Linked DNA regions of Homo sapiens: regions 1 and 2 are each linked to region 3. Evidence: chromatin loops called from intact Hi-C (ENCODE). Cell type or tissue: ascending aorta. All regions are shown on one strand. Each heading gives the region's core, and the rest is flanking DNA. Links, peaks and the distances in the headings are about the cores only.

Evidence for each region. Peaks named below come from ENCODE experiments on the same cell type or tissue, not always from the same donor. Only the 100,000 strongest peaks of a DNase experiment are listed, where the experiment ranks them.
Region 1: it touches region 3 in a loop (4-fold over the local background); 4 of 110 quality-filtered maps call a loop at or near these places.
Region 2: a loop joins it to region 3, with 6 times the contacts of the local background. A loop is called at or near these places in 7 of 110 quality-filtered maps.

What each region holds. Positions count from the first base shown.
Region 1 is chr10:123,795,990-123,805,811 of GRCh38, reverse strand. CPXM2 (carboxypeptidase X, M14 family member 2) reads left to right here. Exons shown (of 14, transcript NM_198148.3): 5 at 6,613-6,697; 6 at 7,686-7,836. Among named protein-coding and RNA genes, the nearest start is that of CPXM2-AS1, 24 kb to the right of the region's middle. In ascending aorta, for the core only: no CTCF peak of the experiment used is centred there; a DNase peak (open chromatin) is centred at 5,271; H3K4me3 peaks cover 893 bases; H3K27ac peaks cover 4,223 bases.
Region 2 is chr10:123,577,395-123,587,216 of GRCh38, reverse strand. No RefSeq gene overlaps it. Among named protein-coding and RNA genes, the nearest start is that of GPR26, 84 kb to the left of the region's middle. In ascending aorta, for the core only: CTCF peaks have their summits at 3,406 (motif pointing left) and 4,908 (motif pointing left); DNase peaks (open chromatin) are centred at 2,826, 3,306 and 4,916; H3K4me3 peaks cover 477 bases; H3K27ac peaks cover 525 bases.
Region 3 is chr10:123,886,819-123,896,640 of GRCh38, reverse strand. It overlaps CPXM2 (carboxypeptidase X, M14 family member 2), which reads left to right and starts at 4,834. Exons shown (of 14, transcript NM_198148.3): 1 at 4,834-5,285. The coding sequence starts at 4,982. It overlaps LOC105378534 (a long non-coding RNA gene), which reads right to left and starts at 2,937. Exons shown (of 3, transcript XR_001747622.2): 1 at 2,658-2,937; 2 at 2,397-2,563. In ascending aorta, for the core only: a CTCF peak has its summit at 5,241; DNase peaks (open chromatin) are centred at 4,700, 5,570, 5,710, 6,210 and 2 weaker places; H3K4me3 peaks cover 3,786 bases; H3K27ac peaks cover 5,819 bases.

The DNA of each region.
Region 1 (9,822 bases), core at 701-8,700, 90 kb after region 3:
TGTATAACTAATAAGTCAATAAAGAGAAACTAGTAATCAAAATCTGATTATTTTGTGATTTTTTTTCCAATCTTAATATTGGCAGTGATCAATTTTGAGTGATCAAAATTATTTGTATGGAACATTGCATCCAACAATTACAGAGCCGATATTGTTTTCAAGTGCACATAGAATATTTGCCAAAGTTGACCATATACTGAGCCACAAATGAAACCTCAAGAGAAACCAAAGGGCTGACATGATTTAAAGTATGTTCTCTGTCCACAACGGAATTAAACTAGGAATCGGTAATAAAAAAGTAACTGGAAAATATCTAGTACCTAGACATTAAACAACACACTTCTAAATAGTTCATAATCAAAGAATAAATCACAATAAGAATTAATATTTTGAACTAAATGGCAAAGAATATATGACCTATCGAAATTTATGGCATGAAACTAAAGAGTGCTCAGAGGGAACATTATAACCTGAAATGCTATATTAGAAAAGAAGAAAAACTGACAATCAGTGACCTCAAGAAGCTATATAAAAAGAATCGTAAATCAAACTTAAAGAATGCACCAGGAAGGACATAAGTCATTTTAAAAATTTATAATTTATAATATTTATAATTGATTTAATATTTTTGAATGTTGACATGATACAGAGCTGAAACAACTCTGTTACAACCTAAAGACAATATATATGAAAATGAAAACATCTTGATGTTTTCTTAGAACTCTGAGACAATATGAAGAATGAAAGCAGATGGATGTCCTCTTAGAACTCTGAGATGACAAGTATGTAAAATGAATGTGTAATAAGTCCTCTTGCCACATCCACGTAGAACTTGGAGATAATGAGTATGAAAACTGAGTTCTTACACAGTCGACTAGCTGAATAAGTGCCAGCAGCATCAAACATCCAGACTCTGTTGTTATGTGAAAAAGAATGAACTCATACTTGATTAAAATAAAAACAAACAAAAAAAGAAAAAAAGTAGAAAAAGTCCTACAGGAAGCATCTTACTCAGTGGTGAAATATAGAAACCTTCCCTTGGATCTCACGAATGAGGCTGGGATGTCAGTTATTCACTTCTTTCAGCATTGGACTGAACATCTTAGCCAGTATAATAAGACAAGAAGAAGAAATAGAGGACCTAATGACTGGAAATAAAGAATCAGAACTGTCATTGGGATATCATCATATCCATAAAAACATCCAAAGGAGCCCACAAACTATTGGACCTAATTAAAAAATTAACAAGGTAGCTGGGTACAAAGTCAACATATAAAAAGCATCTATGTGTCTACATACCAGCAACAAATAAGGAGGAAGTAAAATTTAAAATGATACCATGTAAAATCATTTAAAAAATCAGCTACCCAGGAATAAAGCTAGCAAAAGATAAATAAAAGAAGACCTAAATAAAGAGGATCATATACCATGTTTATAGATTGGAAGATTTAATACTGTAAAGAGGTCAGTTCCCCCAAAATTGGTGTATATATTCAATATTAACCCAATTAAAATCCAGAGGCTTTGTTTTAGAAATTGACAAGCTGAATTTAAAATTTATATAGGACTGCAAAGATCTAAGAATAGTGAAGGCAACTTTGAAAAGCAAAAACAAAGTGAGAAAACATATACTATCAGATATAAGGATGTATTATAAAACAATAGACATTAAGACAGATTTAGGATAGGATAAGAAGTAGACCAACAGAACAGAATAGAGCATCCAGAAACATACCTACATATATACAGTCACATGATTTATAGCAAATTTCCACTCTGGTGCAATAGGAAAATAACCATATAAATGGTTCTAGGTCAGCTGGAAGCCCATATAGAAAACCATGTATCTTGGGCTGGGTGCAGTGATTCATGCCTGTAAATCCCAGCACTTTGGGAGGCTGAGGCAGGCAGATCATGAGGTCAGGACATCGAGACCATCTTGGCAAACATGATGAAACCCCTCTCTACTAAAAATACAAAAAATTAGCTGGGCGTGGTGGCACGTGCCTGTAGTCCCAGATACTTAGGAAGCTGAGGCAGGAGAATCGCTTGAACCCAGGAGGCAGAGGTTGCAGTGAGCCGAGATCGCATCACTGCACCCCAGCCTGAGTGACAGAGAGAGACTCTGTCTCAAAAAAACAAAAACAAAAACAAAAAACAGAAGAAAACCATGTATCTTGACCCGTCACACTATATGGTAATCAACTCCAAATGGATTGCAGATCTTAAATGTGAAAGGTAAAGCAATAACGTTTTTTAGAAGAAACATCAGTTAATATCTTTATCATCTTGGAGTAGGCAAAAATTTATTGAAAAGAACAAAAATACTGAAAGCCATAAAGAAAAAAATGGCTAAGATTGGATTATATTAAGAATTTTTTGTCATCAAAAGATACCACAGGCTGGGCATGGTGGCACACACCTATAATCCCAGCACTCTGAGAGGCCAAGGTGGGTAGATCACTTGAGCCCAGGAGTTTGAGACAAGCCTGGGCAACATGGCAAAACCCCATCTCTACAAAAACAAACAAACAAAATACAAAGATTAGCTGGGTATGGTGGTGCATGCCTGTAGTCCCAGCCACTTGGGAGGCTCTGAGGTGGGTGAATTGCTTGAGCCTGGGAGGCTGCAGTCTGGGTGACAGAGCAAAACGCTGTCTCAAAAAAAAAAAAAAAAAAAAAAAAAAAAAAAAGGGTACTACAAAGAGGATGAAAAGGAAGACAAATTGGAGGAGATGTTTGCAATATATATATATATTCAACTCATATCTAGAATGTATAAAGAGCTCTATAAATCAATGTGAGAAAGACAGACAACTTAATTGAAAAAGGGGGAAAACTTGAGTAGGCACTTCTCAAAAGATGGTGTTCAAATACCCAATGAACATACAAAATATCGAACTTCATTAGTCACCAAGTAACTTAAAATAAATCAACAATGAGATAAAAGGATACATCCATCAAGAATGGCTAAAATAAAAAAGGAAGATAATAACAAGTGTCAATAAGAGCATGGAATAACCAGACTCTTGTTTATTGCTGGTCTGAGTACAAATAGGTATAATTAATTTGGAAAATAATGCGGCTGAACGTAGGTATATGAGCATGTCTACCCTCTGACCCTATGACCTAGCAATTCCACTCCTAATTATACACCAAACAGAATTTTGTATAAATTCACTAAAATATACATGCAGGAATGTTCACAGAAGCACTCTTCCTAATAATCCAAACTGGAAACTACTCAAATCCCCATTAGCAATAAAATGGATAAATAAATTGTGGTGTCTGTTCTCAGAGTAGAGTAGTAGAACGCAGTGAGAATGAATAAAGCATAATTATAAGCAACGATAAGAATTATCAAAGACGAAACTAGGTCTGAAACAAAATGAACAAAGCCTTTATAAACCTAGGACAAGAGGACCCATCTGTGATCACGCTTATTTCGGCAGTGGTTCAAAGGCGGTAGAAAGGGGAGTTAGTTTTCTAAACAGGGAAAAAACAAAGACAGCCTCTGATTGGCAAGCATTCTATTATGGTGGAACTTTTGGAAGTAGAGGATACTTTCTAATTGGTCTTCAGGTACTTTGACCACCCTTGGCGAACTTCAAGAGGGGTAGCTCCCTACTGCCTGGCAGAGGAAGTTCCACTCCTATCAAATGGCCTAAAAGCCTACCATGCCCTGGCCTCTGCTCCCCTGTCCCTTCCTCTGCTCTCCTGGGGCACCAGCATCCTTTCTGTCCTCCAAGTGCCATGTGCCCTCCTTCCTCCATCTGTGAGATGCTTATACGTCAGTGGGAGAGAACGACAGTATCAAGTAATTCCAGAAAGGAGTATGAAATTACAAACTGAATTAAACTATGAAAGAAAGCATATAAGAAAGAAATTGGCTAGATTGAAGGGTTAAGACTAGCTTTTTTACTTGGTATGAGGTCTGAATAATTTAAAGGCAGACAGAGGAGGAGAGAAGAGGAGGAGTTCAAACAGCTGCAGCAGTATGTGCAAAGGCCCTGGGGCAAGAGAGAGTATAAACAGTATTAGGAATTGAAAGAAAGAACACGGAGAACGCAAGGCAAGCAAGGGTCTCGTAGAACGTGATGGGGATTTTGTTAATACTAAGATAGCACAATATTTAATATAAGAATACTTAAAATAAGAGCTATTTTAAGCAGGGATGACATGATCATATTTCATTAGAAAAGTAAGCTCTTGCCTGCAAGATAGATGGGGGAGCAATTTAGATGCCAGGGGGCCTGAGAGAGTGAACTGGGGTGGTGGCAGGGGAGGTGGAGAGAGTTGGATACATTCTTGAAAATGCGGGAGTTAAAATTGACAGAACTTGGTGATGGATTCAATATAGGGGAATGTGTTATTCTGTTTTCATACTGCTATGGAGAAATACCCGAGACTAGGTAACTTATAAAGAAAAGGAGATTTAATGGACTCACAGTTCCACATGGCTGGGGAGGCCTCACAATCACGGTGGAAAGCGAAAGAGGAGCAGTCATGTCTCACCTGGCGGCAGGCAAGAGAGCGTGTGCAGGGAAACTGCCCTTTACAAAACCGTCAGGTCTTGTGAGACTTATTCACTATCATGAGAATGAGATGGGAAGAACCTGCCCCCATGATTTAATTACCTCCCACTGGGTCCCCCCAACAACATGTGGGGATTATGGGAGCTACAATTCAAAATGAAATTTGGGTGAGGACACAGCCAAACCGTATCAGGGAGGAAGGGAAGGTGGGACACCCAGGCTAACACTGGGATTTTGGTCTCCCTGGGTGAATGGCAGTACCTTTCTTGGGGCAGGGCCTCTGGTGGACTGTCACGTCAGAGTGTAGAGCGGAAGGCGTGAATCAGTTCGTTTAAAGCAAGTTAAATTTGAGATGTCGCAGAGACTTTAAGTGGAGGGGTCAACTAGGCAGGAGGATATGATGTAGCTTTGCAGTTCAGAAGATAGTTCTGAGCCATAGAAACAATTACGATTCAAACATAAGTAGGGGATTGGTATTCTTATTTTTTTTTTGAGTTTGAGAAATTATGACTTGGCTTTCATTTCCTTTTTTTCCCTGCCCTCTCCTTTTTCTTTGGAGAACTTCTTTTTATTTTTCTCTTTACTCCCCTCTTATTGTCTTGTGCTTCTCTTGACCGAGGGGTTTCCTACATTCATCACCTCTCTCTCGGCAGGATACAGCTCCCGCCTCTGTTGTCTGTCTTGCTGTATCACCCTCGGGCCTTATCAGCTGAAAAACAGGCAGCAAAGGAACGGCAGCTACAAGTCATTCGGAAATTATTTGTGTGTGGGAAACAGGTTGCTATTTTGGGTGTGGATAATTTTCCAGGGCAAAGGAAGGAGCTGTTGCCGAGGTGCTTTTCTTGTTAAGGCAATGCTAATGCATCTCCCTCCCCAGCCCTGGGCTCAAACTGGTGACTCTCAGAGGAGGAATGTGGTGTGTGATCGATTCTGGCTTCTAACGGGTATTCAGACAGAGCTGGTGGGGAGGAGAGAGGAGAAGAAGAGAAGGTGTGAGATGAGGGTTTGTTTCCAAGCATGTATAAAATCACCTAAGAATCATTTTCATGACAAGTCAGTCGGATGAACCAGAATGCATAGAACCAGCTGTTCTTTTGAAATAAACTCTACTGGGCAGTATAAATTCAGACAGGAAACTCAAAACTTTATTTGGATAGATCTGAATCCTGAGGGCAAGCAGGCAAGTAGGAAAAGGATTCCAAATACTTCAATGGGCAGAATTTTCTAAAAAAAAAAAAAAAAAAAAAACCAAAAAACTAGTAAATTGCTTCTTAGTTCCAATATTTAAAAAATTAAAAGAGGGGGTGTACTCAGGAAGACTTTCCTATATTGTTCAACAACTAATATTATAAAAAACTGAGGCAGAGAGAAAAAAAGATGTAGGTCGCTTTTCTTGCCAAGGCTATCAGGTTAACCTCCACTCTGGAAAGTCAAATTATGGCTAATTTACCCCCAGAAATTTCTGTGCAGTAGGGTGTGATGATGGGGGTATTTATTTGGGTCCAGCCATCACTGGATTCTTCCTGGGGTGGGGATTGTCTGTGTGGCTGTGACAGCCAAGGAGAAACTCAGTATCTCTTAGAGACTCAACATTTTATTTTTGTGATTGGTAAAATCTCATTTGTTACATTCCCAAATCAGCTTCCTAACCAAAATGTTTAAACCGGTTTGCAACCTTTACCCAGATTATTTTTCCACTGAGCTTCTTGGGTGTGATGTAGGTGTTCAGTGCAAACAGTTACGTACACATTTGTATATCTTTACATCTGTGATCAACGGTTAGTGATTACTAGGGGCTAGGCCTTGTTCTAAGTGATTAAAGGGCATTAAACGGAGGCTTACATTAATTCTTTAAGGTTGATGCTTTTATGATTCCCATATTATGGATGAATATATAGTGGCATAGATGGGTCAGTTAGTTACCTGACTGAGGTCACAGAGCTGTAAATGTCCTGGAGCCAGGGTTTGACCCAGTGCCATCTGCCTCTGGCACCTGCTCTCCTCACTTCTAAACCTCTTCATGGAAGAACAAACATTTTAAAGTGTGTAGTCCTAATGATGTTTTATTTTCTCATAGGAGTGACTGGGTGACATCCTATAAGGTCATGGTGAGCAATGACAGCCACACGTGGGTCACTGTTAAGAATGGATCTGGAGACATGGTGAGTCTCATCCTCCATTTAACCATGCCTTTCTTCCTGGCTGGGTGGGGTTTTGCAAAGAGAGGCAATGTATGATCAACTCTTTGGAGATTTGTGGATTCTCTGTCAACTCAAACCTACCACTACAGTCTGATGGACAGAGACCCTTTCCCTGCCCTGAAGCCCAGCAGCAAGTGACACACATTTAGAGCTAATGTAAAATTCAGCCTTTATTTACTCCCATCAGGCAACTGCAGGAATGCAGCCTTTTATGTAATTTGCAAGTTAGCCCTGGAAGTTGCATGCATGGGGCATGCTAGGGCCCCTTGCAGCTGTTCTTAATAGTTTCCTAACTTCATTTGGTGACCTTGGCCTTTTAGTTCCATGATTAGCTCCAGCTTAGTCCTGATCCTGTCACTCTCTTCCTCAGATTCTCAAGTGCATATTCCTAGCATGGTATCCAATGTCTTACATAGTCTGACTAGTCTTGACTGTGGCCTCCTTTTTCAACCTTCTTTCTCATTCTTACCCCCTACACACAGTCCTGTGTCCTTGTACAAGTGAAACAGCTGCTCTTCTGCCTATGAATCCAATATTTAGGCTTCTGCACTCATTGTTCATTTTCTCTGGATACCCTCTCATCCCTACGGATCTAAATAGCTTTCCTTCAATGCCAGTTCAAACAGCCCCTCTTCCCCAAAACTTTGCCTGGTCCTCTCCATCTTCTGAAATCCCAAAGCTCTCTAGTTGTCCTTTTGCCGTGACACCGATAGATTTTTTCTACAGTATATAATTACCAGCCCCACTCCCTGCATACCAACTAGATGGAGGCTTCCTGAGGGCAGGATCCAGGCCTGATTCATTTCTTTTTTTTTTTTTTTTCTTTTCAATGCACAGCACACATTAGGTTTTCCTCAATAAAGTCTTGTTGAATGAGTGAATTCTGACTTTTTATCCCTTGGTAATTAAGCACTAAAAGATTTTCCTTTTCTCCCATGAGCATAAATAGATATTTGAGGGAAACAGTGAGAAGGAGATCCCTGTTCTCAATGAGCTACCCGTCCCCATGGTGGCCCGCTACATCCGCATAAACCCTCAGTCCTGGTTTGATAATGGGAGCATCTGCATGAGAATGGAGATCCTGGGCTGCCCACTGCCAGGTGAGTTCACCCTCCTGTGCTTCCTGCAGGGTGGGAGCACTGATGGAAAACAGATGCCCAGCCAAGACAAATAAAAATAAACTAAGCAGACCAGGCACAGTAGCTCATGCCTGTAATCCCAGCATTTTGGGAGGCTGAGGAGGCAGAATCAATCACTTGAGTCTGGAAATCCAAGACCAGCCTGGGCCACAAAGGGAGACATTGTCTCCACAAAAATAAAAATAAATAAATAATAAATAAAATATAAAAATTACCCAGGCATGGTGGAGTGAGCCTGTAGTCCCAGCTACTTGGGAGGCTGAGGCAGGAGGATCACTTGAGCCCAGAGGTCAAGGCTGCAGTGAGCCGAAATAGCACCACTACACTCCACCCTGTCTCAAAAAAATAAAAAGGTAAAAAGTAATAATAAACCAAGCAGTTGTTTTCTTATGTAAAAAAATACATGTCTATGGTAGAATATTTAGAAAACATAAGTGAACCAAAAAGAAAATGAGTAAACATTTCCCATAAGCCCACTGGGAAGCACAGTGAACAATCGGGCTACTAAAGTCCCTTGCCAAGTGTAGTTTTGCCTATAGTGATTTTAAGATGATGCCTACCACTCAGAAGTGAGAAAAAAGAAAATTATGTTGAAATTTGGGAGAACACGTTTATCTGTCATTGGCAGATACCATTACACTGGGTAGTGGCGGTGGGGTAGGAGGGAGTAGAAGTTCATTCTAAACCATTGACAGTCTTTTTCTGATGAAGTAGCTGCTCTTGGAAGCCTGTGTCTTTGGGTAAATGCTTACTCAGGTAGTATTCCACTTGCCTTATTTTCACATGAGATATTTGGGGGTAACCTCGGGGTGGCTTGAAGAAAGGGGGTTTGAATTCACATGTGCCACCTGCATCTTTGGTAATGTCTTCTCTGCACAGGCTGCTCTGTCTCAGCCTTTCAGGCATTCCAAGCTTGTGCCTGGATGGAGCCTGCAGGCTGCAGCCTCTTCATCCTGACCACACATCTCCAAAGAAGGTGGCTGGCCTGAGATCACCCCCTACAGGGCCTCATCACTTCATGGGGCCTATAGGAAACTTCACATTCCTGTTCACCCGCAGTCCACCCACGCAGTCAGGCTGTGGGGACATGGGGCACAGTCGTCACTCATCCCCCAAACTCTCCAGTGAGGCCTTCCCACTCCTGCCTAGTGTGAGGTGCAGGGCTGGCTACCTATGGGACTCGTAGTCCCTTCCAGCACTGCCTGGGGCAGGGTACCAGCTCTGATGCTATTTCTGTAGTAACCCCCTCTTCATGAACTTACATTTCCTGTATTTTTGAAGCATACTGAAGGTCATTTAATTGTTTTTCTCTCAATCCCGTAGTATTCATGATCTTGCTAGCCAACCTCAGATTTTTTAGAATACAAACCTCATGTTGGTGAGAAAGACAGATCTATCTACCTAACTGCTTACCCTCACACTGGTCATATTTTTTGTGTGTTTTATATTTATGTGTACTTATTCGATTGTGCAAGTTTTTTTATGTCATCAAAACCATTAGAGACCATCTGTCTTTGGGATGCTTCTCCCCTAGCCCGTGGAAAAAATGCCATGTTTTCAATCTGCCTCAGACGGTTGGAAGTTCAGTTGTTTCTAATCACTGGATTCTGTAAACAACCCCACAGAGAACATTCTTATTGCTCTGTCCTTCTTTTGTGTGTGTCCACAATTATTTCCTGAAATTAGATTATGATAAATAGGATTGCTGGTACAAAGAATGTGCCCAGTTTCAAGGCCGATGCAGAGAGAATGTGGAAGGCCTGATCGTGGATGTGGGCCTCCTTCTGTGGCGGGCTGGTGCAGGAACTGCCTCAGGACTGGTCCCGGCATCCTGGACCCGCTGGGCTCTCCAGCACAGGGCGACTGTGGGCACAGGTATCTTCAGGAGGCATTTATGGGCTCTGGCCCTCTTGATGCCAGCCCAGGAGTCTTGCTCTCCTATTCTGC
Region 2 (9,822 bases), core at 867-8,866, 310 kb after region 3:
CATGGTCAGTTTCTTTGCTGTTTTTATGGCATCTGCAGGAATGTCCATGGCCATTATCTCAGTTGCCTTTTGGCTTCACTTTCTTGTCAGGTCTTGGTTGTGCCTGGCACATATTCTCACCTCAGTCCACCATACATAATGTTGATGACTTTGAGAGGGCCTGCAGTTTCTTTTTTTTTTTTTTCCTTTTTCTTTTCTTTTCTTTTTTTTTTTTAAGATGGAGTTTTGCTCTTGTTGCCCAGGCTGGAGTGCAATGTCACGATCTCGGCTCACCGCAACCTCTACCTCTCGGATTCAAGCGATTATCCTGCCTCAGCCTCCCGAGCAGCTGGAATTACAGGCATGTGCCACCACACCTGGCTAATTTTGTATTTTTAGTAGAGACGGGATTTCTCCACGTTGGTCAGGCTGGTCTCAAACTCCCAACCTCAGGAGATCTGCCTGCCTTGGCCTCCCAAAGTGCTTGGATTACAGGCATAAGCCACCATGCCCGGCCCTTGGGGGGCCTTCAGTTTCACTGTGGTCTGAGTCACTTGTCATAAGGGACTCCATTTTGAGACATTTGGGATCACAAAACAATATTATATATTAAGGGGGGGAGAGAATGAAGAGTGGAATAAATGAAAGACACAAAGAGCCAATGGTAAAAAGGGGTGCACAAAACAGTGGGGGTCATTCACTTTCATTCATTTGTGATCTGATGAAAGCAAAGAAGTATCTAGATTCACTCCTCAAACACAATCTTCAAAAGTTAAAGTGTAAAATGTAAAAATGAATTATAGAAAAAGCCCAAATGAAGTATTTATGACTTCTTTAGAAAAGTAAAATTTTTTCTAAATGTTGCGGCTCTGGAAGAAATCACCAAGGGAAATGCTGACACATTCCCGTACATCACAATTGGAAACGTCTATACAAAATGCCCTAACAAACTCAAGAGACACAAACAGGCCGATTGTTGCTCTGTTGATTGTGCAATAAATACAAAGTTCATTAAATCAAGGCTCAAAAACCCCAACTGACAGATAAATTAGAACACATATTTGCATTTGAAATGAACTCACCATGTGCTTCTTTTGAATGGGAAGATCTACTAGAGGACTTAAAATATAACTCTATTTTTCTCCAAATTCCTCCACCCTAGACTTTCCAGTTCAAACCACTGCATAAATTAAGAAGCCGTCTCCAGCTCCCTGGCTGTGTGGGCTTCCAAGGTGCAGCAGTCTGCGGTCTGGTCCACACATGGTAGGTGTTTAACGTGGGCCGGACTTTTCCAGGCATGGGGAGGCTTCAGGACTATTGAAGCACTGTTCAGAGGCCCCACAACTCACACAGTGACTCAGGTGTGCGGCGGGAGGTCAGGGTGATGAGGAATCTACCCTGCCACTCACTGCTGTGGGGCCTGGGGCAGTCACTCAACTTCTCTGGGCTTCCCTCTCTTCATTGTCTCTGCCCTGCCTTCTCAGATGACCCAATGGGTTAATACACAGATGAGGCTTTGCAAAGGGGCAGACTCTGCTTCCTGTTGTTTCCCAGGGCCTAGAGTCCCCCAGCAGGTCATCTAGCTCTTGTCAGATGCTAAATGCACTGCCAGCGTTTGGGCCTGTGAATCAGGGTCTCTTCTCTTTTCTGGCTATATAATGCGGCAGGCTCTGTGGTATTTCTGCAGCAGGGTGAAGGTTGCCTGGGAATCTTAGCTTTTTCCAAACTCTGTGCAGGAAGAAGGCAGCCTCTCTATTCAGGCCAGGAGGCTCAAAAGTCCTGGGGCATCTCAGCTGCTTCCCACATAGGCATATCCTGGAAGCTCCTGCTTGCAGCTGGTTCTGGGGGAATCTGGGGAGGCTTCACAAAGAAGGTGACACTGGAGGAAGAGTTGGAGCTCCTGGAGTGATGAAGGGAAGGGTCAGCAGGTGCTAAGGGCATGGCAGACTCCCTTGTGGCAGACTAGGGAGTGAGGGGAGAATGGGGATTGGGTTGCAAACAGGAACAAGGCAGGAGCCTTGGGAGGGATTTGAACAGAATCCTGCTGGGGTCAGATGAGGAAGCTCACTCTCCCTGTCCCATGGAGATGGGTTTGCTGGGCTGAGGCTGGAGGCAGGGGCAGGGGCTAGGAGGCTGTTGCAAGTCGTGGAATAACACACACCATGTAATCCTATTTATGTAGGATAAAAACACATGGAGAGGCGCATATGCCTGTGTGTGTAAGGGTACAGCTGTCACTGTGGGGTGGAGGGCACACAGCTCTCATCCCCTAATTCAATTCTGATTCCAGGGCATTTATTCTGGGTTTCAGCCAGGTCTTGGGACTCTGGAGGACTCATACTTGGTGGCTAACCTCAAGAAACAGTGTTAGTGCGGGAGGCTTGTGATCAGATCTCCACCGTTGAGTGTGTAGACAGAGTGCTATGATAAAGGAGGGGCAAAAGAAGCGAGGGAGTCAGAGCAGGCTTCCTGGAGGAGGTGACGTTTCCACAGGGTGACATGAAGCCAAGGGTATGGGTGAGACCAAAGCAGACTCCATGAGAATCAGCCACACTCACATTTGTCGAAGGCGCCCTCTGCTGTGCCCTCGTCCTGAGCGGGACCTGAGTCGCTGGTGACTGGGAGGTCTCCTCCACCAGGAACTGGGCCTCGGAAGGAGCGAAGCCTGTGGGAGACGGGCTGCTGCCTCTGAATGAGACCCTGCTCCTTGGGGAGTCAGATTCTGTATGGGACCCAGGGGCTGGAATGGCCCAGGACAGAGCAGAAGGCTGCCTGGCGCGCCCCTGGAGACACCCACAGCCTCTCACCTCGAATTCTGGGACCATGCCCTGCTTATCTGGGCTGTGTGGCCAAAGGGAGAGTCCCCCTTCCTTCTTCCCCAAATGGGAGGGCCTCGGGGGCTCGATCTGGCCGTGTGAAGCACATTCAGGTGTTCTGCTGAGCTGACCTCTGCCGGAGGGAATGCACCCTCCACAGGAGCCGGCTCCGCCTGACTTCCAGGCTCCGTGGCCATGTTGAAGAACAGGACAGGAGCATCCCACTCTGCCCAGAGGCAAAAACGGAGCCACCCCTGGAGAACGGGGGAGGAGGACAGAAATAAACTCCTCTGTGGGGGATCATGTTGGCAATTACATTTGGGGCTTGAGTCCACCCAAAGGGAGAGCTAGACCACCTCTCCCAAAAAGTGATTCATGCTTTGCAGGCGGCAGGCACTTCCTTTGTGTGCCAAAGAGAAATGTGTGCCAGATTGCTGGAAGTGAGCAGCAGATAAAAATACAACTCAAGTCCCCGGAGCCACACCTCCTGGCTGCTTTGCAAATAGCCTGCTCTGGAAAAACCCGACTTGGAGAGTCCTCCGGAGTCAAAACTCGCCGCAGTCTGGTGGAGGCATGGCCTGCCCCCTGGCGGTCTGGGTCCTGCAGAGCGACACCGCTTTCCCACCCTTCCGACGCCGCAAGTTTGGCACAAAGTCCAAGTGAGCATTTATTTGAAAATAAACCTGCGTTCTTCCTCAACTTCGGGACTTTTTGATGGCATGTCTAACAAAGAAATATTTCATCTCCATTCCCGACACAGGCTGTGCTTTCTATAGCATTTACTGACTTCTCTCCTGTTCAGCAAAAACAAGAAAGTTTTCCTGTAAGGATGAACTCTACAGACAGAAAAGTGGTTTTGTCGTTAAACCGTAAAGAGAAGAAAGGTTTAGAAAAGCAGAGAAACTCCAAGCTGATGTGCGTGCGTGCTGTTTGGTTCATTCCCTGGATATCAAGTGTTATTGAAGATGCTGAAATTTAATGTCCGACATGGCAGCATAACACAGGCTTGAGAGGACCAGGCTCCCAGGGTTCAAATTCCCACTCTACCTCTTACCAACTGTGTGAACTTAAGCCAGGCATTTAAACTCTCCATGCCTCAATTTTCTCACCTATAAAGGGGGGATATAATAGAATCTATTTCGTGGAGTCTGTGCGGGGATTAAACGGGTTGATACACATAAGCTATTTGAATGATGCCCTGCACGTGCGTGGTGTGTGCTATACCTGCATTTGAGATTGCTGTTGCTGCTGCCATTGTTAGTTTAAAGCGCAACAGTAAACAATTTAACAATCAGATCTTGATATACAAATAAGAAGTGTGGCAAACATCTGTCACTTTTAGCCACCAGTCTCCAAAACCCGTTCCACTTGGGGGCTGGTCCCTTTCTGCACTGTGGACATAAAGAGCGCCAAAATCTCCTTTTCCATCCTTTTCCATCCTTGGGTAGGTGGGTTGTTGGCCAGGTAGCCTCCATGCAGGGCAGGAACCTACCGTGCAGAAAGGGCACACAGATGCAGAGACAGCCAGGTTAATCTAGGGTGGCAGAGGGGTGCCAGAGTCCTTCAGCAGAGCTGGGAGTAGTCAGTGCAGGTAGGAGGGAGAGAGGTGGCCCCGCAGGCCAACAAGTGCCAGGTGATCTTGCTGGGCCCTGGGGTGACAGCCCCCTTGTTTCTTGTTTCATCAATTCTCTGCCCCTCCTCTGAATTCCATGAGCTGCCCAGTGGCTTCACTTAGTCATAGTTCTGTCACTTCTACCCAAGAATCCTGAGAGCAGCAGACTAGGGCCCAGAGAAGGCAAGTGGCTTACTCAGGGTCACACAGCAATTCCATGGCAGAGCCAGGCTGTACCTGCTTAAGTTGGCCACCCCTGTCCTAGTGAGCTAGTATGTCCTTCCCAGCTCTGCCATATCCAAGGTCAAGGACACAGGTGGCTCTTTTAGAAGCCACAACAGTAGTGACAAATTCTTAGCTGCTGTGGGACATGAGAAAAGCTCAAACCGGTACCTACTAAGGCACCTCGTTTCTTCCCCTGCTGCCAAGTTTCTTCTTAGTTACAGATCCCTTCTGGCCAGGCAACATCTGTGGTTGATGGCTCACGGGCTCCCCCGAGTGGTCATTGGCTGGCAGCAGAAACCCTGCAGGCTTTGACTAGGGACTTTCAGAACTGAAGACAGAGACCCTGAAAAAGAGGAGGGCAACTGTGCCTTGGCCTCTGACTCTCATGCATGGTCAGGTAAGGTCAGGCCCCTGGAAGCAGAGGGGGCTCAGACCAGAGCAGTGTTTCAGAGAGTGAATGTGTTCCTGGGACTGGATTCTCACTGAGGCACTCACCTGGAGGTTTCGGCCCCTGGAGGCCCCTGCCACGCTGGTCTTGGTTATTCTGTGGATCTGTAACCCAGGCTCCCCATGTTCTGAGTTCAGTGACATGCATGGGGCTCATCTCCACTTTACGGGCTCCAAAGGTAGTTCACAAACTGCTGAGTATCACGCAGAAAGAGAGACGCATGTGCTCCAGGGCGGGGGTGTGCCTGAGCATGCCTCACTCACACGCACACACACATGCACACACATATGTACATATGCACACGCATGCAGGCACGTGCACACACACCTGCACACACGCATATATGGACACACACGTGCACAGGCACAACCACAAACCACTTTGTCAACATATCATTAGCTGAGCTGTCACTTTGTTTTTCTTTTCCACTTTTTCCTCAGCTGCTCTGGTAGAGCACACAGGAAAAAACAGAACTGTAGAGTCATACAGAATAAAATTAAAACGGAAATGCTCATTTTTCTTGCACAATTAATTTAACCTCCTAAGCCTCAGTTTCCTTCTCTGTAAAATGGGGCTTAGAATGGTATTTACCTCTCAAAGTGCTGTGAGATTAAAGAAGATACTGTGTTCAGTTTGGGGAACAGAGGAAGGCTCAGTGGATGAGTGGGGCTTTCTGTCCTCCAAGCTCCCAAGAAGAGGTGGAGGGAGCAGGTGTCATCATGGCACCAAGTCCTGCTCTTGACATTCAATTCTGTAAACATGCAAACCTCCCCTAAATGCCTGTGATGAGCCAGGTCCAAAGGTGATGAATAAGACAGCATTCTCCATGTCAAGGAGAGTACAGCTGTGCAGGGGAGGCAGACACATAGACAATTACAGGTCAGATGTGTGTCCTGACAGAAGTCCAGAGAAGGGGCAGAGGGGAGGGGTCATAAGGTCACATGGGGGTGGAGGGAAGGAAGAGAAGTGAGTCTAGGAGCTGAGAGTGAAGAAGTGTTACAGAGAGAGAGAAGGAGAGTGATCGAATACATATACACCATGTAGATATAGTGTGGCATGTGTGTGTGCATATGTGCCTGTGTGTGTGCATGTGTGCCTGTCTGTGTGTGTGTTTGGGATGAGAGGATGGATGCTCTCTAAATGGAGAGACTTGGAGAGAAGCCAGTGATGGAAAAGTCTTCATGAGAAACTGAAGAAAACATGGGCTCCTTGGAGAAGGAAGTTCAAGAAGGAGGAAGTGGCCCAGGTGAGGCTGGAGGGGCAGGTAGGGGAGAAGAGGCATGGAGTTGTCACTGAGGGGGACATTGAAAAATGCAGAAAGGAGGCCATGCTAGGGAGAAATGGAGAAAGAAGACTTGGCTAGGAAGCTGCCATGAGCAGAGAAGCACATGAGTGGATTGAGAACTGCATAGGGCATAGGATCAGCAGGACCTGGTGAAGGCTGGGTTGAGGACGTAGAGGAAGGAGGTCAAGGCTGACTCCCCGGCTTCTGGATTGGGTGCCTGGGCAGCTGGAGGGGGCAGCCACAGTAAGGAGCACAGGACGGGAGCCAGCCTGCTGGGGCAATGGGAGGAAGTTGGAAAGGCAAATCTACTCGAATGTGAAATTGAGATAGCTGTGAGAGGAGAGGAGGAAGGCAAGGGGGTAATCAATGGAGCCCTGGCCCAGGAAGAATTTCTTGTAAGGTGAGAAAGTCCTGGATGTGTGCATCCTCGGGGAGTAAAGGGCCACTGAGCAGGGAGAGGGTCAGGGAGGTGGAGAGGACTTCTGATATAGGTCACATTCTAGAGAAGTTGGGATGGAGAATGATTTAGAGTCCCATTTAAGGAGCTCCCTCCCCATCCTTCTACATACAGGAGGGAAAGGAGGAAAGACCGCCAGAAAAAATGTCTATATCCTGGTTTCTATGCGCAGGGGTCAAGATTACGGTTTTGTAGAATCCAGAAAACCCTGGAGGAGCTATGCAATTCTTGGTCACTTTTATCTACCAGCATCCAAAACCCTTCCTACTGGCTCTGGTTCCTTTTCACTGTGGAAATAAGACACAGAAATTCCTTCTCCTCACACCTGTGCAGATGGAGGACAGCCATGTGACCTCAGCACTTGAGCAAGTTGCTTACCCTTGGACTCTCTGTGAGATGGGTGATGGCAGAACCCATCTTTACTGATTTGTAGTGAAGATTAAACATGAGAAGCAGGGAAAGAAAGGCAGGAAGCTCCCTCTGCCCCACCCCATTGCAGTCCAGTTCTCCCCAGATGTTGGCAGTTACTGTTGTGCTGTCTAAGCCCCTTCTTGCTGTGCAGGTTTGCACGTGCACCAATATTTTCCAGGGGTCCTCTGACACGTTCCAGAGAAAGAGGGACACTGAGGAGTGCTGCCTGCAGTGACACGCTCTGGGACCTCGGCGCACAGCCTGGCAGCTTATGAATATGCTGAAACAGCTTCCCATCAGGTGAAGCAGCCAGACTCAAGAGAAGCAAGGAAGTTGCCTTGAATTTCTAACAATCATCGTATTTTTTTGGTAAAAATAACCTATATTCACTATGAAGTTATAAAGAAGCTAAAAACAACTCCAAATCCCGATTCCAAGAAACAACCATCACCCACTGTGGTCGGCAGGATAGGGATCCCCCACTTCTCAGAAAATGTCCTCATTCTAATCCCAGAAACCTGTGAATATGTTACTTTATGTGACAAAGGGGGCTTTGTAGGTTTGATTCCATTAAAGATCTGGTGGTGGAGACATTATTCTGGTGGTCCCAGGATAATCATATGAGTCCTTCCAAGTGGAGAACCTTTGTTGGTTTGGGCAGTGAGATGAGATAGATGGTGTTCTGTTCTTGTCTTCAGAAACACAATATTGTGTGTGTGGGTCTTCTTGGTCTTTCATGTCTACTGTCTTCTCTAAATTTCCTCTCAGGCCGTATTAGTCTGATTTGCATTGCTGTAAAGGAATATCCAAGACTGAGTAATTTATAAAGAAAAGAGTTTTATTGAGCTCGCCGTTCTGCAGGCTGTGCAAGCATGGTACCAGCATCTCCTTGGCTTCTGGTGAGAACTCAAGAAACTTTTACTCATGGCAGAAGGTGGAGAAAGAGGATGCACGTCACACGGTGAAAGAAGGAGCAAGAGAGACGCCAGGCCTTTTTAAACAACCAGGTCTCGTGTGAACTCATTGCTGTGGGGCGGCACCAAATCATTCATGAGGCATCCACCCCCAGGACCCAATCGCCTCCCACCAGGCCCCACATCCAACATTGGGGATCACATGTCAACATGAGATTTGGAGGGGACAGACACCCACACTCTATGGCATGCCTTTGTTCTTTTCCATTTTTTCCATCTGTCCTCTGTTACTCCTGTGTGACACTAGTTGTCAATTCTGTTCTTTGTTGTTTCCAATATGGCTTTCAATGCCTCAGAAGGGTAGGGAGGAGGGTGCTGAGGTGGCCTGGGAGAGACTGCAGCTTCAACTAAGTTGCATCTGGACACCCCTTCACCAAATGCTTTCTCTTTCTGCTGCAGAAGCCTGCCTTCGCTCAGCTTTCAGAGTTTAAAAAATGGTGTGGCTCACAGTTCATCCCACTACACCATGGCCCATCTATGCTGTGATTCTGTGCTCTCAGCCTCCCTCCCTTCTCATACCCTCAGCTCTTCCCTTAGGAAAAGGGTAGATCAGCAGGGGCCTTCTTTTGTCTCTGCCCTCTCTGGGTCTTTACGACTGCATAACAAATGCAGCAGTCTTAGTGGCTTCAAACAATCATCATTTGATCATATCTTATGATTTTGTGGATCAGGAATTTGGGGCAGGCTCTGCTGGATGCATCTTCTGTCTCACATGGCAATGGCTGGAGCCATCAGTGACATTCAGTTGGTGACTAGTCTGGTCTTGGAGGATCCCAGATGGCCTCAGATTCCTGGGGCTGTGGTGAGGACAACTGGAAGGATGGGCTGTCTGGAGTGCCCCCTTTCTCCATGGGGTCTCAGCGCCCCTTGACATGGTTTCTCCAGCAGGGCCGTTAGACTTTTCTCATGGTGGCTCAGGGCTCCAATGAAGGAGCCTGGCTGTGTGCCAATGAAGGAGCCTGGCGGTGTTCCAATAAAACTTTACTCATAAAAACAGCCTGCAGGCCATCATTTGCCAACCTCTGTTCTAAAGGAACACTGTGAGTTTCTTTGGGGACATTTCCCCTGTCACCTCTAAGTCTTATTCCAATCTACAGATCATTTGATAGGCCTTATAGGACCACATCACTTTCACTTTCTCTCAGGACTCTGCATCCTACCTGTGGCCTCAGGAGGTTGTGTGGACACCAGTGGCCTGCTTTGCTTTGGCCCAGATGTCACAGAATGTGTGGCCCATGCATGTCACGGGCTGTAGTTTGGTAGTTTGGGGCCATGGCCATTTCCTTGTTTGATTGATGGGGTTGGTTTGGGCCTTTTTTCCCTTCCTGTGTGTGCATGTGTGTGTGTGCATATGTGTGTGTGTGTGTTGTTTTGTTGCTGTTGAGAGAAAGGAATGCCATTTTTATCTGGAAGTGAAAATTGCTTTTGAATGTGTCTGGGGGAAGTTTTCAAATGTGGTTGGAGGCCACAAACAGCCCACTGGTCTTCTCTTCCATCCGCTCTCTTCTAACCCGCCCTCCTTTTCCACTGTTTCTTAAAAACCCTCCCATTGTGGAGCCACATTATTTTTTTGAGTGGGTGTAAGACACAGACACAGACGCAGGGTTAGGACCTG
Region 3 (9,822 bases), core at 1,046-9,045:
TGAAACCACAGAGTGGAGGCAATAGTGAGGAGAGGAATTAAGTTGCAAGAGGGACCCATGAACTAAGAATAAGGCTTATCAAAAGATGCCAAATGTACAGGGTATGGGAGTAAGAACAAACATGCTGAAAATTAAATATGAAATGGGTAATTATGTAGTAATGAGATTGAGGACATCACAAAGGACACTGCCATTTAAACTATCACATCTCAACACAGTAATGAACGAGAAAAACCCTCCAGCTTTGTAATTATAATGATAGTTGCCATAACAACTTAGTATCTCTCTCCCTGTGCATCCATCTCAAGACTATATTTTTAGTAATGGCTGTGCCTGAGTATGTATTTTTCTTTATATAGCAGCTAATTTTTCAAATTAATGATCTTTCAAAAAATTCCATTTTCATTCTCTCTGAAAGTGTAAGAGTCTCAGGGATAATTAGGGAAATGAGCAGGTGTGAAAAGTCCGTAATGAAAAATGCTATAAAAATATTGATGTCTTGACAATATTTGTTTCAACAGAATGTTCTCTAGACCTGCACACTCTATTGTTCCTTGCCAAGCAGCTTAACATAAATCTCCTTTGTGGGGCTCATAAATATTTGAAAAATTATTAGCCGTGTAAGGTGTTTGAGGATTATCAGACAAGTATGGATTTATGTTGTATAACAGAAACTGGCTTAGCAGAATCCTGTCTAAGGGATGAATGAATGGACAAACATGGGCTTATTTTGCTTAGCAGAAGTGCACTTAGCAGATTCTCAATTGAGGCAAACAATGGTTGACTTTAAAGAACACCATTTGAAGAACTCAGAAACTGGGGGGGATTCTGAACTGCCACTTTGGTTTCCCAGTTTGCCCCCATTACTACCCCCGACTGGTGTGTCTGGTTTATAGCACGGCTGACATCCAGGGAGAATCAGTGCTTTCTGGAGTTCTACTTACACTACGCGGAGAGACTCACAGCCCCTCCTGAGGGTTCCAGTCCTGAGTTAAACAGACAAATTATTAGATTGAGAACAAAAAAGTCCTAGAGAGAAACATTCTTTGGCTGATGCCGTGAAAGACTCTAGGCAAGATTAGTTATGCAGAAGGAGTTATTGAAATTTTCTGTGTTTCTTATATTCTGTTGGTTTCTGTGGAAGATGCAAAGTTAGCATATTATAATAATCACAGAGCTTATCAGTGCTGTGCAGGAGGCCATTAAGAGTCTGTCTTGGCCGGGCATGGTGGCTCACGCCTGTAATCCCAGCACTTTGGGAGGCCAAGGCGGGTGGATCACCTGAGGTCAGAAGTTCGAGACCAGCCTGACCAACATGGTGAAACCCTGTCTGTATGAAAAATATAAAAATTAGCTGGGTGTGGTGGTAGGCACCTGTAATCCCAGCTACTTGGGAGGCTGTGGCAGGAGAACTGCTTGAAGCCAGGAGACAGAGGTTGCCGTGAGCCGACATGGTGCCACTGCACTCAAGCCAGGGTGACAAAGTGAGACTCTGTCAAAAAAAAAAAAAAAAAAAAAAGAAAAAAAAGAAAAAAAAAAGAATCTGTCTTATGGTTGTTGCCCAGTGGCAAGTGGAAAGAGCCAAGTTTGAGTGAGCTGGTGAGCCTTGAACCTTACCTAGAGGGGTTAGGTTTACTTGGGATTGGTTAGCCCTGCAGATTCTTCGGTCGGGGAGCAAGGTTGTTAACGGGTGTTTAGGGAGAATGAATGGCTTGTTGCCTTGAAGGAAGAGTGGACGGCAGATCAGAGAGGCCCAAACAGCGAGACCTGCTGAGCACGGATTCCCATCATCTGCCATGGGTCTCTGAACCATGGGCTGAGTGATGGGCAGTGGGAACAGAGGAAGAGGCAGATTAAAGAATGTGTGCCATGAGAGCAGCAGGACTTACTGCTATGTATTAGAAGGTGAAGGAGAGATGGGGCCAAGATGACCAGGGAGGTCTTCATCTGAGAAGCTGAAGAACGCAGGACCCTCCCAGGCAGATAGGTGAGAGTTGGGAGAAAGAATAAGGCTTGCAAACCAAGAGAATGAGGTCAGCTTTGCCGCCCTATCTTCCTAAACTTCATGAGCTCTGACTGTGCCTTGCACCTTTCCAGGACGGGCAGCACCAGAGAGAGGGAGCCAGAGGTAGACAAAGGAGGCTCCAGGAACAGTGCCGTGGGCTTCTGTGTTGGGAGAACTGGCATCAGTGCAATCGATTCTTGTTCTATTTGTCCTACTTGCTTTAATTATGTGTCTCTCCAGGGAAAACAAACAAGCAAGCATTGATAGGGAGAGCAGTAATAAGTGGGACTCATTTCTTTATTCCAGGGACATGTTGAGAGGCATGTTTGGGTAGGGCCTTCTCTGGACACTTACCAGACACTGCAGAGCGGGTATATGTTATGTTACTCACCTAAGAGGTGCTGAAAAGCGGTAAAGTGTCTTCAGGACTCATGGGCTTGGGGCCATTGGGATGTATATGGCCTGACTTTAAATATTGGTTAAAGGCAGCAGAGCAGGGTTAGTCCTGGCCATCACTAGCTTGCTGTGTGTCCTCAGGTAAATCTGGGCCTCAGGATCCTGTGTAAAATGAGAGGGAGAAGATTCATCTTAAATTTGGATGCTATCAGAATTACCTGAGGAACTTCTTAGATATGCTAGTACTTGAACCCACTCTTTAGGAGATTCTGAAGGTCTGGGGTGCCGCCTGGGTGTCGGTCTGCTGTTGAGCAAGCTCTGGGGGTTCTGATGGAGGTGGTGCAGGGCACCGTCCTGGCCTGGGCTGCCTCTGCAGTCCCTCTGGCCAGGATGCCAGGCCAGCCTCTTGTTAGCGCTTCACACAGCTCGCTGGAACGCTGGGTGTGTTGCTTGCTGCTGGAGCCGCTTTCTGTTTCACCACTAAAGACTGTGTTGTCGTCTGGAGTGCCTGGCTTCAGATAAAACAGTCCCCAGGAGTGAGCCCTGGGGATAGGCCATGGAGGAGGGTGGGTGGGGATCCAGGAAGGGTTGGGGAGCAAAGAGTGGTGGGTGGGGAAGGGGACCCTCCTGCCCTCTCACCCTGAGGACTTCTGCTGGCTCTGGATTCCAGAGCGTCCTGGGGGTTTGACAGGCAGGACCAAGGCCTCCTGGTCCCTGCAGACAGGCCCTGCCTCAACCAGCAGCCTCCTCCTCTCCCTCTGGTCATTCTGCTTTGGCCTTCAAACTGGAAGCCTGGAAGACTGGCCCTAAAAGATGGCCTGGTGGAGTGGCCTGCGCAGAAAGAGAATGACAACCTTCCTGGTCCAAGCCCTGCCCACTGTGGGGTCTCAGGAGCCCCCACTCTAGGGAAGTCCTCACTCCAGGGCAATGGTGAGGCCTTGCCCTGGTGCCCTGACTCAGCTCAGTGGCATCGTAGGATCACATCACAGACCCAGAGGAACTGGGAAGGTGACAGGCCAATGCAGGCTTGAGGGTCAGTCTGTCCCTGTAGCGCACTCCATGGGTTCCCAAAGACATCTACACCTGAATACCTAGAACAAGAGATAGTTACGGAACCTGGCAAAAAGTTAGGGAACATGGCAAAATGGACTTTGCCGATGTGGTTAAGGTCACCACTCAAGATAGGATGACTATACTGAATTTTTTGGGTGGGCCCATCTATTCACACTCTCTTAAAAGCACAGAATTTTCTCTAGCTGGAAGGCGGAAAGATGTGGCAGGAAGGGAAGCGATTTGAAGCTGTGCCAGCTCTGGCTCTGAGATGCCGGGCCCACGTGCGAGGACCAGGGAGAGGCCTGGAGGAGCCTGCAGAAGACATGAGGAGGAACACAGGCAGCCAGCAGGAGGAAAGGCGCCTCAGCCCACAGCCAGCGAGTGAACTGCACGTCAGTCCTACTACCGCAAGGAGCTGAATTCAGCCAATACCTGAGTGAGCCCGGAAGTGGACTTTTCGCCAGAGGCTCCCCTAAGAAACCAGTCCTGCTGACCCCTTGATTTTGGCCTGGTGACACTCGCATCAGCCTTCTCACCTGCAGAGCTGTGAGATAGGTGTTGTTTGAAGCCACTAAGTTTGTCATCGTTTGTTACAGCAGCAAGGGAAACGATGCAGTCCCTGGTTCCCCACATCCCCGCCTGGAGAGCAGAAGCCGCAGGGCCATGGGCCTGGGCTCCGCATAAAGAACCCATGCAGAGTTGTCCAAAGCAGGAGGCCCTTTCTCAAAGGACCCTCTGGGCAAGAGCCTGCTCTTGGATGAACCACAAACCCTCTTGTGACCCCTGGATGGCCACCTTGGGGTAACGTCACTGTCTTTCCCAAGACCCAACAGAATCACAGTCTCAGATGGGAGAGGGCTCCTCCAGGGTCCCTAGGCCCTGCTCCCAGGGAACTTTACTCCCAGAAACCCCGGGAACCTCAGGAATTCCTCATTCCCAGTTCCTGAAACAGTAGCATGGCTAGTGGGAAGTCCACGTCTGCGGAATGGTCAGCACACGGGGCACGGTTTGAGAGCTGGAGGCTGCTTGGGCTCTGATTTACTTTAGGACCCTGGGCCAATCTTTTCTTCTCTCAGGTCACGTTTCTCCACCTGTAAAACAGGAATGGAACAGCGGGCCTCAGTGTTTTCTTCTAAGATTGAAACTCATTAGCGTCTCTGGGGAAGCAGGCCCCACGCTGGCTGGCCTGCGGGGGAGGGGAAGGGGGCTTTCTTGGGCTTGGCTGCTTGGAACACCTGCCTCCAAGGACCGGCCTCGGAGGGGTCGCCGGGAAAGGGAGGGAAGAAGGAAGGGCGGGGCCGGCCCCCCTGCGCCCGCCCCGCGCCTCTGCGCGCCCCTGTCCGCCCCGGCCCAGCCCAGCCCAGCCCCGCGGGCCGGTCACACGCGCAGCCAGCCGGCCGCCTCCCGCGCCCAAGCGCGCCGCTCTGCTGTGCCCTGCGCCCTTGCCCCGCGCCAGCTTCTGCGCCCGCAGCCCGCCCGGCGCCCCCGGTGACCGTGACCCTGCCCTGGGCGCGGGGCGGAGCAGGCATGTCCCGCCCGGGGACCGCTACCCCAGCGCTGGCCCTGGTGCTCCTGGCAGTGACCCTGGCCGGGGTCGGAGCCCAGGGCGCAGCCCTCGAGGACCCTGATTATTACGGGCAGGAGATCTGGAGCCGGGAGCCCTACTACGCGCGCCCGGAGCCCGAGCTCGAGACCTTCTCTCCGCCGCTGCCTGCGGGGCCCGGGGAGGAGTGGGAGCGGCGCCCGCAGGAGCCCAGGCCGCCCAAGAGGGCCACCAAGCCCAAGAAAGCTCCCAAGAGGGAGAAGTCGGCTCCGGAGCCGCCTCCACCAGGTAAGGAACTTTCTGCGCTGGGCAGCCCGAGGGGGCGCCGGTGGTTGCGCGCCTCCAGGGGACAACTGGCTTCTCCCATTGTGTGTGTCTGGGATGGGCCAGTCCCGGGAATCTCCCTGTTGCCGCCTCTGCCTCCCTAGGGACTGTATCTGCGCTTCCTGCCGGCCCGCCCAGCTTCCCAGAACTTGTCCTTGACCCTGACATGCATTTCAGCTCTGGCTTATGCCCTTAGGTAAAGAGGGAGCTGTGCAATTGGGAGGCTGCCTATGAGAGTCAAAGTTCTTGTTTCAAGCTTGAAATCCCCTGAGCTAAGGGTCTTTCTGCTGGATGCCTCTTACTTCTCTGCCTACTTCTTCAATCCTCAAATGCGGCTGAATTTCCGCTTTGGGGATGTGGATGGCTGGCTGTTTTGGCAGATGGCCTTCTAGGGAAAGCTCTGCCAGTAGGCCTTTACCCAGTCGTGTCCCTTCTCAGCTCCCTCCTTCCCACTCTCAGCGGGTCTCTTGGGTCCTCTGCCCGGCTGGGGCAGGATGGCACAGCCTCCACTGGGGAGTCTGTGCCTGGAGTCTGCTGCAGCCTGGACTCCGGCTTGGGGGCTCCCTGGCTGCCTGCAGTGCTCCGTCTTTCATCCAAGTCTCATACCCTTCTCAAATCCATCTTCAGTTTCTGCCAACCTCATTTTCTTAGGAAAATGACTTCCACTAAATGACGTAGTTTATTAACCACCTTGTGAAGTGGGGCTTTCTCTAGTTCCAAATGTTCTTTGCTTAAATTGCAGGGGCTGCAGGCCTGGTATTTCAAGAGTGGGGCATGAGCAGGAATGTGGCCAAATTCTCTGGCCTCGCAATGGCCTTTCCTGAAAGGAGATACGTGCGGGTGCCACCGTTACAGGGCTCCGGGTATGGAAGGCATCGTCTTTGTTTGGTTAAACTGCTCACGAAAGTCAGCAGCCAGGGCAGTGGGAAAGTGGAGGAGGGGTGAGGACACAGAACTCCTGAAAGGGTGGACCTATATGAGCACCCCCCTTTGCAGAGGCCCTGGCATGCTTCCATTTGTGGACAACTTTGAATGGGCGGAGATTTCTGAGTTGTGTGACAACCCTGAACACATCCAGAATTTCCAGTGTTTCAGGGAGAGTTATGGGAATTCAGATGTTTAAGAGCTACAGTGGCTTAATAACAGGATTAGGAGTGGGAAGAGACTTATATTTGTAGAATGTCGACTGTGACTCCATTAGAAACTTTATGTGCCAGTTTCATTTCATCCTTTCAGTGGCTCCGAAGGGTGGGTGAGGCTCAGACAGTTTAAGTAACTTGCTCAGCGTCACTTGCTGGCTTGGGATATTTGAAAGCCTTTCTTCTGTCCTTTTTAACTCAAGGCCTTTTTGGTTTGGTAGTTTGAATCAAATCCACATGCATTCTAGTTTTTTTTTAAGTGCCTGCAATGTGCTTAGCTCCGTCCTGGGCATGGTAGGGTGGTGTAGGCAGGAGACATGTATGTTGGGTTCTGGCAGTCACTGGGGGTAGTGCTAAGGGGGAAAGTGGAAGAGAGCCCCAGACTGGGAGTCTGAAGACTGGGCCTAACACCCATGTTTAGGGCTCATCAACTTGGGGATCTGGAATCATGGCTCAGTTTCCTGAGCTTTAACTTCATCATCGTTTGCAAATAGGAAGACTGCACCTGCCACCTCACTTTACTTTGTCAATTGCTGTAAAAACCTTTTTAATGAAAGCTTCCAGTGTGCCTGCCCGCTTATGTGCTGGTCTTCCTGTGAACCTTTCATTCATTCCACAGGCCGTTACCAAGAACCTGCTAAGCACTGGTGCTGGGTGAGATCCTAGGAATGGGGAGAGCAAGACGTTCCTCTTCCCTGCCCCCCAGCCCCCGCCCCCCACCACATGGAACTAGCTGGGAACTCTGAGAAAGTAATCACAGTTGTGTTAAGGGTTGCACAAAAGTGTGGGGTGTTAAGGTAACAAACAAGCTGGGGGAGCTCACTGAATCTGTGGGGGCTTGCGTAATGCTTCCCCGAAGAGGTGATGTTTAAGACTTGACAAGTAAGTCAGCTTGATTGTCCTGGGGACTCGTACAAGTGACCGGACATCATTCCTAAGATAGGTTTCTTTCCCTACAAAACACATCTCAGAAAGTCACAGCCTGGCCTGAGCAGTGTCCACAGACTAATGTGTCTGCAGACTCAGGGGTTACATGGGGAAGTGACTCTCTTTAGTCCTTGGAGAAACAGCTCTTGCCACTCTTGGAATGGGGTCTCTGGAGGAGAAATCAGAGTGTAACCTGAATTTGCAAGAAAAAGCTCATTTGGTTTTGGAAGGCCATCTTGCAGGTAGAGACAGGCCATGGGGGAGCCTGTTGATTCGGTGCCTAGCCTCTGCTCCTGCAGGACACATTGCCCAGTTCACCGCAGCCCTGGCATCCACCGGGATCTCCAAGCCCCATACTGAAAACACGTCTTCGGAAGATCTAGAGACTCACATCAGAGGCCTGTTGGGACAGCTGCCTGCAGACCTGCTACCATGTCAGCTGTGTTTCTAATGAATTCTGTGGGGCTTTTTTAGAGCTCTCCCCAACCATGACAAGACAAGTGTGACATTTATCTCATATTTTTAACTCCTGTCCTTTTTTATTTTGGTGTTTGCTCAGCAGAATCCTCTGCCCTGGACCAAAGTGGGAAGACTGGTTTAAGCGTGAACTTAGTTAGGGGAATCAGTGACAGTTTTGTGCAGTTAAACTACACTAGGAGAAAATTATTTTTTTTCTACTTTAAGTAGCGGCTTGATCTATATGCTGCTCGTGGTGTAATAGAAGCACTTATCTCTGCATTGGATTGTTTTGGAATATCTTAGGAAGGCACTTACATAGGAAGGAACATTGGACTGTGGCCTGGAGTGTTTAATGCAAACTTCTGTACTTTGCTTCACTGGGTGGATGATGCAATGCTATGTATGAGGCACTGAGGTGGGAGTGAGGGGTTCAATTTAGAGATGCATAACAGTATAAAAGCATATATAACTAATTAAAAGTCTATATGTACTTTATCTTTGCAGATGATAAAATATTTCCCAGATAGCTCTTGTTTTGCATAAAGGTGAGTGCAAGGAAAGATGTATTCAGCAGTGATTCCCCACACAGGCAGATTTTCTATGTGGTAGGCCCTAGGAGGGAGCCCTGTTTTAACCCTGTAGCGGGGTTTATGCAAGGAGCCAAGGGCATTGGGGATTTGATCTTGATGTGGGTTCTGGCTTTGACCATTGGCTGTTCTTTCGCACCACCACAGAAATGCCCAATGGGTGTGACATGCTGACATTCATGGAGATGCTTGGAGAACTGAACCCTTTGGCTAACTGAGAGTATTGCATTTTCCATGAGTGGCTAACAGGTTTCCAGAGAAGTAGAGCCCCAATATATTAAACAGAATGGAATCTTTAAAAACATTTATTTAAGCTTTTATTTTGAAATAATTATAAACTCACAGGAAATTGCAAAAATAGTACACTGAGGCCCCATGTACGCTTTGTCAGCTCCCCCCAGTGATAACCTCTTAGATGATTCTAGTACAAGATACTTCAATCTTGGCAGGATTGATGTTTTGGGCCAATTGTGTGTTTGTTTGTGTATGTGTGTGTGTGTGTTGTGTGTACGTGCCAACAGAGGAGGAAGGGGGTTGCCTTCCTGTGTATTGCAGGATGTTTAGCAGTGTCCCTGGACTCCAAATTGGATGCCAGTAGCACCCTCCCCCCTGTTGTCACAACCAAAAATGTCTCCAGACATTGCCAAATATCCCCAGGGGGATGGGAGTCACTGTTGTATACAGTATCAAAATGAGGAGGTTGACAGTGATACTGTTAACTAGATTACATGCCTTACTCAGATTTGACCAGTTCTTACATGCATTTGTAGGCATGTTCTCTGTAGTTTTTATCACATGTACAGGTTCATGGAACCACCACCACTGTCAGGATATGGAACCGTAGAATCTTTTTCTTAGGTTGCAGTAGGATTTTGGTACTGTACAGTTTCTGAGGTCCTCATTGTGAACACTCATCCATCCGAGAATTTTAGAACTCTAAGGACCTAAGTGGACACTGAGCACAGATTCTTGCTTATTGCGAGATTCTAACAGTGAGCTGCCCGGCCTCTGCTCACAGGCTTCCATGGATGGACTCTCACCATTCAGTGGATGAAGAGTACTTATTGCTAGAATGTTCTTCCTCATATGAACTTGACAACGTTCTGCTCTCTAATTCCATTTATTTAGCTGTTTCGAATTGAATTTGACAGTTTCTAGATCCCTGCAGTTGGAATGATTTAAGGCCACGGGAGTGAATCTCAGGTCCTCAGTTTTCATTCTCCCAGGGTTATGAATAAGGTAAGGGGCCACATTTTGCACGTGCAAGTGGATTTGGGGGTGTCTTACTTTCCATGCCATCTTCAAATTGATGACCCTGGTTTGCAGCCATATTCCTTTTGAAGAATAAAATAGAACAGAAAAATAAACCATAGTTATAGAACTTATCCT